Linked DNA regions of Mus musculus: region 2 is linked to region 1. Evidence: chromatin contacts called from ENCODE Hi-C or POLR2A ChIA-PET data. All regions are on one chromosome and are shown on one strand. Each heading gives the region's core, a stretch centred on a gene start or an enhancer-like site at or near the end of the contact. The rest is flanking DNA. Distances are from core to core; before and after follow the strand shown.

Region 1 (4,249 bases), core at 1,363-3,862:
TCCTGTACTAAAAATAAACATCAAAGGGCTGGAGAGATGGCTTCAGGGTCAAGAGCACTGGCTGCTCTTCCAGAGGTCCTGAGTTCAACTCCCACCAACCACACGATCACAACCATCTCGAATGGGATCAGATGCCCTCTTCTGGTGTGTCTGAAGACAGCTACAGTGTAAACAAACAAACACACAAACATCAGAGCCAAGCTGTGGTAGCACTCACCTTTAATCTCAGCACTTGGGAGGCAGAGGCAGGAGGATCTCTGAGGTGGAAGCTAGCCTGGTCTACAGAGTGAGTTCCAAGACAGCCAGGGCTACACAGAGAAACCATGTCTCCCCCCCCCCCCCCACACACACACAAGTAACAATAAAAATAAAATAAACATCAGTGTGGAGGCAGAGGCAGGAGGATCACTGTGAGTTCGAGGCCAGCCTGGCTTTACATAGAGAATTCCAGGCTAGCCAAGGATACATAGAGAGAATGTGTCTTGGAAAGGATTTTGTTTTGTGTAATGTTTCCAGAACTACACTGATCCTTCTACAAGGCCCATTAACTCCCTGGAGTTTAGAATGTCAGCAGTTAGCACCTGAGACATACAGCTGGGATTTCCCCACTTTGGACCATGGAATACTGGGTATATATGTTTTAGGGCCATAGACACTCTTATATAGCCTCCGAATAAACTTATCTCCTGTCTCTTTTTTTCTCCCCCTCCAGCTCACTCCGGCCCCGCTTGCTCCAGCCTATTTATTTTATTATATATAAGTATACTGTTTCTGTCTTCAGACGCCCCAGAAGAGAGCATCAGATCTCATTTCAGATGGTTGTGAGCCACCATGGGATTTGAACTCATGACCTCTGGAGGAGCAGTCAGTGCTCTTAACTGATAAGCCATCTTTCCAGCCCCTCTTGCTTCTTTTGAGAGCTGTGTTTTTTACACTAACAGTTTAGTGCCCAATGTGAAGCTCCAAAGACAATTCTTTTGTATTTTTAAAATTTTATTTATTTTATTATTATTTATGTGCATTAGTGTTTTGCCTGCTTATTTGTCTATGTGTGTGTGTCTATGTGAGGGTGTCAGATCCTGAAGCTAAGGTTAGCTGTGAGCTGCCATGTGGTTGCTGGGACTTGAACCCAGGTCCCTTGGAAAAACAGTGCTCTTAACCACTGAACCATCTCTCAAATCCTGTCTTAGTCAGGGTTTCTATTACTGGACAAAACATCATGACCAAGAAGCAAGTTGGGGAGGAAAGGGTTTATTCGGCTTACACTTCCATACTGAATGCTGTTCATCACCAAGGAAGTCAGGACTGGAACTCAAGCAGGTCAGGAAGCAGGAGCTGATGCAGAGGCCATGGAGGAATATTCTTTACTGGCTTGCTTCCCCTGGCTTGCTCAGCCTGCTTTCTTATAGAACCCAAGACTACCAGCCCAGGGATGGTCCCACCCACAAGGGGCCTTTCCCCCTTGATCACTAATTGAGAAAATGCCTTACAGCTAGATCTCATGGAGGCATTTCCTCAACTGAAGCTCCTTTCTCTGTGATAACTCCAGCTGTGTCAAGTTGACACACAAAGCCAGCCAGTACAAATCCCAATAATTCTTTTTTTTTAAGTTTTATTTTTATTTGTATTTGTGTGTGTGGGGGGGGGTATGAGTGTGCCATGTGTGTATAGGTGAAGTAGCTAGAAGAGGATATCCGACCCCCTGGGGCTAGAACTTAAGCCTGTTGTGAGCCACTTCTCCAGTACAAGACATTTTTGAATAAGAATGGCCACCATAGGCTCATATATTTGATTGCTTAGTCATGGGACGTACATTTCTAACTGTGATCTGGCAATATTTATTTGTTTGTTTATTTTTGTTTTTTTAAGACAGTGCTGTGTGGCACTGGCTGTCTTGGAACTCACGCTCTAGTATCTTTTTAAAAAGATTCCTCAGGAACCCTGCTCCCTTTCAGACAAAAAAAAAGAGGTTGAAGCGAGAGGGTAGCCCAGCGTGATGCAACTCTTCACTCAAGCTTGGATTCTTTCAGTCTCCGACTGTGATAGATCAGTTTTTCGCGCGAATGGCCATTTACTTCTCATTGTTTTGGGCACAACTGCCATTTTCCAGGACTTGCAAGCTCATGTGGCTTCAGACTCCACTTGGTCCTGAAGGAAGAGCTTTTGGAAAACTGTGCCAGCTCTCACACACTACAACTAGCTCACAACGTGGCTTTTGTGCTTCTCTGGGTGTATTCAAAGGAGACAAAAGCTTAAGTTTAGAAGACCAATGCAAAACTGGTAATAGCTTTTTAAAATACCAAATTACCAAACCCCAGAAAGCAACCAGATCTTCTACAAGAAGTGAGTGGATAAAGGGATTTATTCTTTTAATGGAGTATTACTGAAGTGAAACTGGCCCTGTGATGACAGAGGAACGTCACTACACCAGTGTCCACCCCTGTGGGGTGTCCAGAGTGGACTGCGGCAGATTTTAACAAATAAACCTCTGTGTGGTCAAGGTTGAGCTCCAGAGGCTGCTGGAAACCTTGTATCTTATGCTTGGTTTTTCCTCTGAGTCCCAGACTCCTCTAAGGATAAACTCTACAAAGAATTTCTTTAAAGAGTCTGAGAACAAAAAGACCCAGAGAGGGGCAACTGTGCTTAGCCTGCAGTTGAGAACTGAGCGAGCAGTTTCCCAAGTGTTAAAGAACTTTTTACTAAAGAGACAGGGAAGAAGGAATCGACTTTTCCAAACAAGATGTGCTGCGGGCCCAGCTCTGAACCCAGGCCTTCGAGTCCCTCGAAGGCACAGGGATGGGGACATCGGGCACCGCTAGAGCACACAGGAAGCACACAGGGTGCTCAGGTGTCCGCAGGGGAGCAGCGCATGCGCGCTGTAGGGGGCGCCAGGCCTCATGTGCACCTTGGGGGCCAGAGTGACTCAGCGCCTTCGCTTCCTGCTGCTTTGGGGCCTCATGGGAGATATGTAAATGAGCTGGAGCATCATGGCCGTTGACCCTTTATAAGGCCTTGTTGGTCCTCGCTCGGTGTTCAGTGCTCAGTGAGGAGAGCCTGGCTTTGGAGTCCCTTAGCTGGCACCTGGGCGCTCAGTCAGGGAGGTAAGGATGGAAAGGGACTGGGCCGAGGGCTGGGCCGGGTGAGCACGGTGGGCAGAGAGGAGATACTCCTGACGTAGGCTTCCCGGCCTCTTTGGTTGGTAGCCGGGTGCAAGTGTGAGGTCGGGGCCTTGAGCCCTGAGGACAACTCTGATGTCACCCCAGCCTGTCCAGAGTGAGCAGGGAGCCCCGGGGGCCAGAGCTCCAACACCCTCTCCTCAAGGGGGGCCCTGCAGCAGCCCGGGGGCTGGGGTGGGGGGAGGCAAACCTCATTTCCTCTGCCTTTCAAGCTCTCCAGACATTGGAGCAAGTGTGAAGCTGAAGAAGTTTCTGGAAGCTCAAGCCTGTCTACTTCTCCAGAGAGGTATTCATTTAATTCTCACCCAGTTCTCGTACCACTGCCCCGTATCCTGCAGCCCCAAAGCCCCTAGACCTCCTACTGTGCCCTGTTTTCTCCCGTTTCTCTCATTCTCACCTTTTCCACCTATTTCTAGCCTCTATGGTCCTACTGAGACCATCGAGCAAGTCTTCCTCTGTGTGTCCGCTTAGCTGCAGACAGACTTCTTGACCATGTGTCCCCCAGTCAGCGTTCGCCATGGGGCCAAGGGCATGTCCTGCCTCTATGGGGCGTGGCTGTACCATCTTGTCCATGGGGAACAGATGAAGATCTGCTTTGCTTGCTTCAAGGCAGCTTTCCTCGTCGTTAAGAACATGCTGGAGATGGGAGACTGGGAAGAAGGAGTGTGGGATGCTGAGCCCATGGAACTCTCAGAGGCATCGTCTGAGCCCGAGGAATGGCCCGGGCTTAGTGGGGGAGAGGGCCAAGGTCATCTGCCACATGGCATCTCTGTCTCTGCAGGCTCTGGGGCTCAGGGACCCCAGCCTGTGCCCACTGAGCTGGGGCCTCAGGAAGCTGTACCCCTGGATCTGGGTCCTGAGGATGCTGAGTGGACCCAGGCCCTTCCCTGGAGATTTGATGGGCTTTCACCCTGCTCCCACTGGCTCATCCCTCCTTTGTCCTGGTGGGAGATTTTCAATGTAAGCCCATCTCCTGGGCAACCTGTATTGTTGGAGTTGAGCCCCACCTGGCCCATGGACCCGTTGGAAGCAGAAGCATGGTTGGTAGGCCTGAAGTTCGTTTTCCTTCTGGG
Region 2 (4,246 bases), core at 957-3,456, 38 kb after region 1:
GCAGAGTACCCTGGCAGAGAAGATGTTGGTCAGGAGACTTGCCAAGGCTGAATGGACACTCGTGGCCCTTCTCCACCCATGTGATGGAACAGGGCTGTGAATATTGAAAGAGACCCGGGATGCTGGACTAGAGAGCATGCTTACCACTGAAAGAGAAATGGAGAAAGAGAATTAAAAAGGAAGCTGGCCTGACTGCCACTGTACAGCTGGGATTATTCTAGCCTGCTTGCTCTTCTCTTTTTCCTTATTACTTTCAAAATACACAAACTGGTTTCACTTTCACCGTGTGTGGGCGGTTTCAGAGGAAACAAACTTTACTTAACTGTGAAGGGCATCTCTGTGATGAGATACTGGTACCTCAGCCATCACTTAACCCCTCACCACCGGAAGCTTTGCCCCATAGGCCAGAGGCCCCTTCAGACATACAAAGACCTTGATGGCCCTGCCTGCGAGATGCAACCAGAGCAGGGAAAAGGGCAACAGAAACTTGGGCTGCAGTCTGGGGACAGGGACAAGGATCTAGAAGACATGAGGTCATGGTCATTGGGATTTCTCTCCCATGTGAAATGAGATGGCAGGGGGGTGTCTCTGCAGAACCCTGGAGAGTTCTGCCCAGCCTCAGGATCCTATGCAACGGCTGGATTCCACACTCATACGGTCTTGTCTTTCCTGAGGGAGGCTGTGAGCTTTTTGTTTTTATCTGAGAACTTGAAGGAACTTACTGCTTTGAAAGAGCACAAAGGACATTGTTCTCTGTGGTCAGCTCTGTACTCTGGGCTGCAGGCCATTCTCCTAGGCTCAGTGTGTCCCTAGCCCTTCTCATTTCCTGAATACCTGTGACGTTCTAGATGTTCCGCCTGTGGGACATCAGGTCCCTCCTGCTCATCCCCATAGCGGCAGGCTCCCAGAGTTGCAGTCAGCTTCTTTTTCTTCCTTTTTCTTTCTGTAATTGGGCAGAGGGTGGGGCAGAGAGGAACCACATCCAACTGTCCATCAGTAACTTTCTTTGAGGCTTGGTTGCATTGTGCCTGGAGACTGTAGGGACTTCTTTTAGTGTCCAGAGATTGCTATTCATCCCTGTGCCAGCATGCCAAGTTAAGGCTCGATGTGCAAAAGTATGCCTACTGCCCAGCCCCTCCAGGGATCTTCACCCATAGAGCAGTCATCTTAGTGTTCTCCCACTGGATCTACACAAGGCCATAGACACCTTACAGAGTCACCGTGGGGCCTAAAGTCTTGCCCTAGTGTCCACTGTATTCATGTGGGCATAGGCTTTATAAATGTCTCATCACAGCTCACAAAGTCACTCGGGATGTAAACCAACCCTCTTCAGGGTCTCACAATCTATCTCCTGCCCCACAAGCAGATCATCCCAGGGTCCCTCATTGCATCTACAGCCATAGACTCCTCCTTCCACTGTCCACGAGAAAATTAACAGTGCGGGCACTGAGCTGACCCCACAGCCCTGCTAAGCCATGAGGGATACTGGAGCTGAGCATGGGGCTGGCTTAAGATTGGGTCTACAGCAGCCCGTCCTTTCTATAGCAGTGGTGGACAGCAGTCTCTGCTTCTCACAGTGAAGCTTCTCAAACGTAATCCTTGTTGCGAAAACTCTTTGCAAGGAGCAGTTGTCAAATGCCTGCAGTCTCCTTGAATCTGACATATTTCAGGTGGGGCCAGGGTGTCCTCCAGGGTTTGTCTACAAGGCATAGGACCCTAGTGTAGATTGGCAAGATCTCTGTTCTGGCATTTTACAGTAGGGCTGACAAAGGATGTCACTCCTGCCCATTCCATCTTACCCCTGTCAAACACCCCAAGGATAACCAGATGAACCAAGCTGTCTTCCATAGCTCAACCCTAAGGCACATTCTGACCTGACCCCTGCAGGAAAACAAACCCACACAGCTCCCAAAAGAGCAGCCCCTAAACCCTGAATCAAACATCAGCTCCAGCCAGGGATTTCCTAGAAAAAGCCTGGACCCTCCTCCAGGGTTCCTGAGACGCAACTAATGAAGCTAATACGAGACTTCTACAAAACATATGCATGAGAGAATCACTAAGAAACTCATGGTGCTGTTACATTAACTCAGAGAAGTTCCTGGAAGTTGAATGCCTTCCTACAGAGTGTCTGGCAAGGAACAGGACAGGCTGCCTCATCTAGCCCCTCCCTCCAGGCTTTCAGTTTCCCGTTGGCTTGGACAAGTTCAGTCATCCAGGGCAGCAGTGGAGGTAACATTGGAGAGCTTGCTGGAGAAGGGACAGGTGAGAGGCTGGGGTGTGCGGAAGAGAGGACTTGAGGGCACCCAGGTTCTCTGTGGGCTGAGGGTTTTGTGGAGTGGGGGCTGCCTCACATAAGGGATGAGCAAAGAAGAGCCAGGCCATCAGCCTGGGATTCAGGAAACACAGGAGGCAGGGCTGTGGACAGCATTCAGCAGGGCCTGTGTGTTTCGGGTGCCTCAGGCGTAGCTCTGGAGGGGTAGAGGCAAGCATAGCTCTAGTTCTTCACATTCACAGAGTGGGACAGGTAGCACAGAGTCCTCCTCTCTGCCCTCAAAACATGAATGTGGAGGACTTGAAGGAAGGGAGGACCAAGAGTGCTCCAGGCCTGTGAATGACAAAAATGTACTTGTCCGGTAGCACGGGTTCCTGCAGCATCTCATCACCCAAAGCTGTGTGCACACTTTTATGTAGGATCCTGAACCTTTGCCCTCTCTCACATCCACATCCTGAACATTCACACATGCCCACATGTACCCACAGCGCGCACACACACACACACAAGTACACGTATACATGCACATGGACACACATACACATGCATACACACAAGCACATTTACACATGCACACATATACACACATATACATATGCACACACATACACACATATACATGTACACACACATACACACTTACACATACACGCATACACATGCATACACATGCATATACACACACACATTCATACACACACATGCTTCCAGCCAGACGCCAGACGCCAGGGTGTTCAGTGACTCCTTCCCATTCTCCCTCCTATTTTTTCTTTGAAGATCTCTCTCTCTCTCTCTCTCTCTCTCTCTCAAAAGAGCTCCCGCTTTCAAGTTGATATCTGCAGTTTGAAAAACAAGTTATCTGTCTTGGGTATAAGAGTTGTAGCTATGATGTCTCTGGAAAGTACGGCCCTGAAAGGTCTCAAGTTTTGCAAGGAGGAGAATATCTGTTACCAACAAAGGTGGAGGCTTTCTGTGTCAGCTATGCTTCCTAGTAACATGCTAGGACATAAATGTCATGGGGGCTAGGCACGGAGGGGACACACACAACAGGCCACTACCATGAAGGATGTGCTGGCTGCCATCTGAGCCAGGGTCCACTGTGCATCTGACTGAGCTGGGTGCTGTGCTGGCTGCAGATGGCCAGATAGGACCTCCAGCTTCTGGCCTCACATCTTAGCTAGAGGCAGATGCTCCACTGGGTCTGTGACACTGCTAAGCTCTGAATTCTCCCAAGGGACTGGAACAGGATCTGTGGCCATGGGTGGGAGGGTCTCCAGTTGATGGCTGGCCCTTGGCATTATGTCCTTACATAATGTCCTCCAGGCAGGAGAAACCTTGGTCTACCCTCTGCCTGCTGTGCCTGGAACTAGGTCGGGGAGCTGGGGTACAGCCCTGTCTCTGAAAGGACATCTGCAGGCAGTGAAGAAAGAGCCTGTGGCCCAGAAGAGGGAAGTCTACTGATGGACAAGAACAAAGGTGGTGTCTCTGAGGCCAGGAATTCTTCGGTGGTCTCCAGAAGGGACCCAAAAAAGCTTAGATCACCACAGGACAGACATCTGTGACAAAACAGTAGCTTTGACCAGTCTTAGTGGGGGGTGGCTTTAGATGACTTGCCAAGGCTCCAGGGCAGATTATACAATGGTGCTGAGCCTGAGCAATGTATTTTATATAGCATGGTCCATTGAGACACCTACAGCCAAAGGACATCACTGATGTCCCTTCCCCACTGCCAACACTAGCAGTGTTGTCTACTGAAGAGATACGTGGGAAACAAGACCCAGAAGTGGCAGAGTCTCCCTCTGGACCAAGAGGTGAGGCAGATGGAGGTTAAGATGAGATCCAGCCCCGTGCATAGCCCAATTTGTGGTGGGACAGCACCCCAGAAAGGGACCTCTCTTCAGCGGCTGCAGTTCTGAGAGCAGAAGGGAATCCCAGGGACCCAGCAAAGCCATCACTTATGAGGTTGTGTCCTGG

The links. Hi-C counts contacts between places; a loop is a spot of excess contacts on that map. ChIA-PET counts read pairs that join two places held with the same protein, here RNA polymerase II (POLR2A).
Region 2: a map of gastrocnemius shows a loop between it and region 1 (2.0-fold over the local background). The contact joins the promoter of Sectm1a here to the promoter of Tex19.2 in region 1. A Hi-C loop is called at or near these places in 3 of 37 maps with a recorded cell type or tissue (CH12.LX, gastrocnemius and heart). POLR2A ChIA-PET finds 5 or more read pairs at or near these places in 2 of 5 experiments (Patski and embryonic stem cell).

What each region holds. Positions count from the first base shown.
Region 1 is chr11:121,117,040-121,121,288 of GRCm38, reverse strand. It overlaps Tex19.2 (testis expressed gene 19.2), which reads left to right and starts at 2,612. Exons shown (of 3, transcript NM_027622.3): 1 at 2,612-3,101; 2 at 3,389-3,462; 3 at 3,593-4,249. The coding sequence starts at 3,669.
Region 2 is chr11:121,079,099-121,083,344 of GRCm38, reverse strand. Sectm1a (secreted and transmembrane 1A) reads left to right here and starts at 2,206. Exons shown (of 6, transcript NM_145373.2): 1 at 2,206-2,262.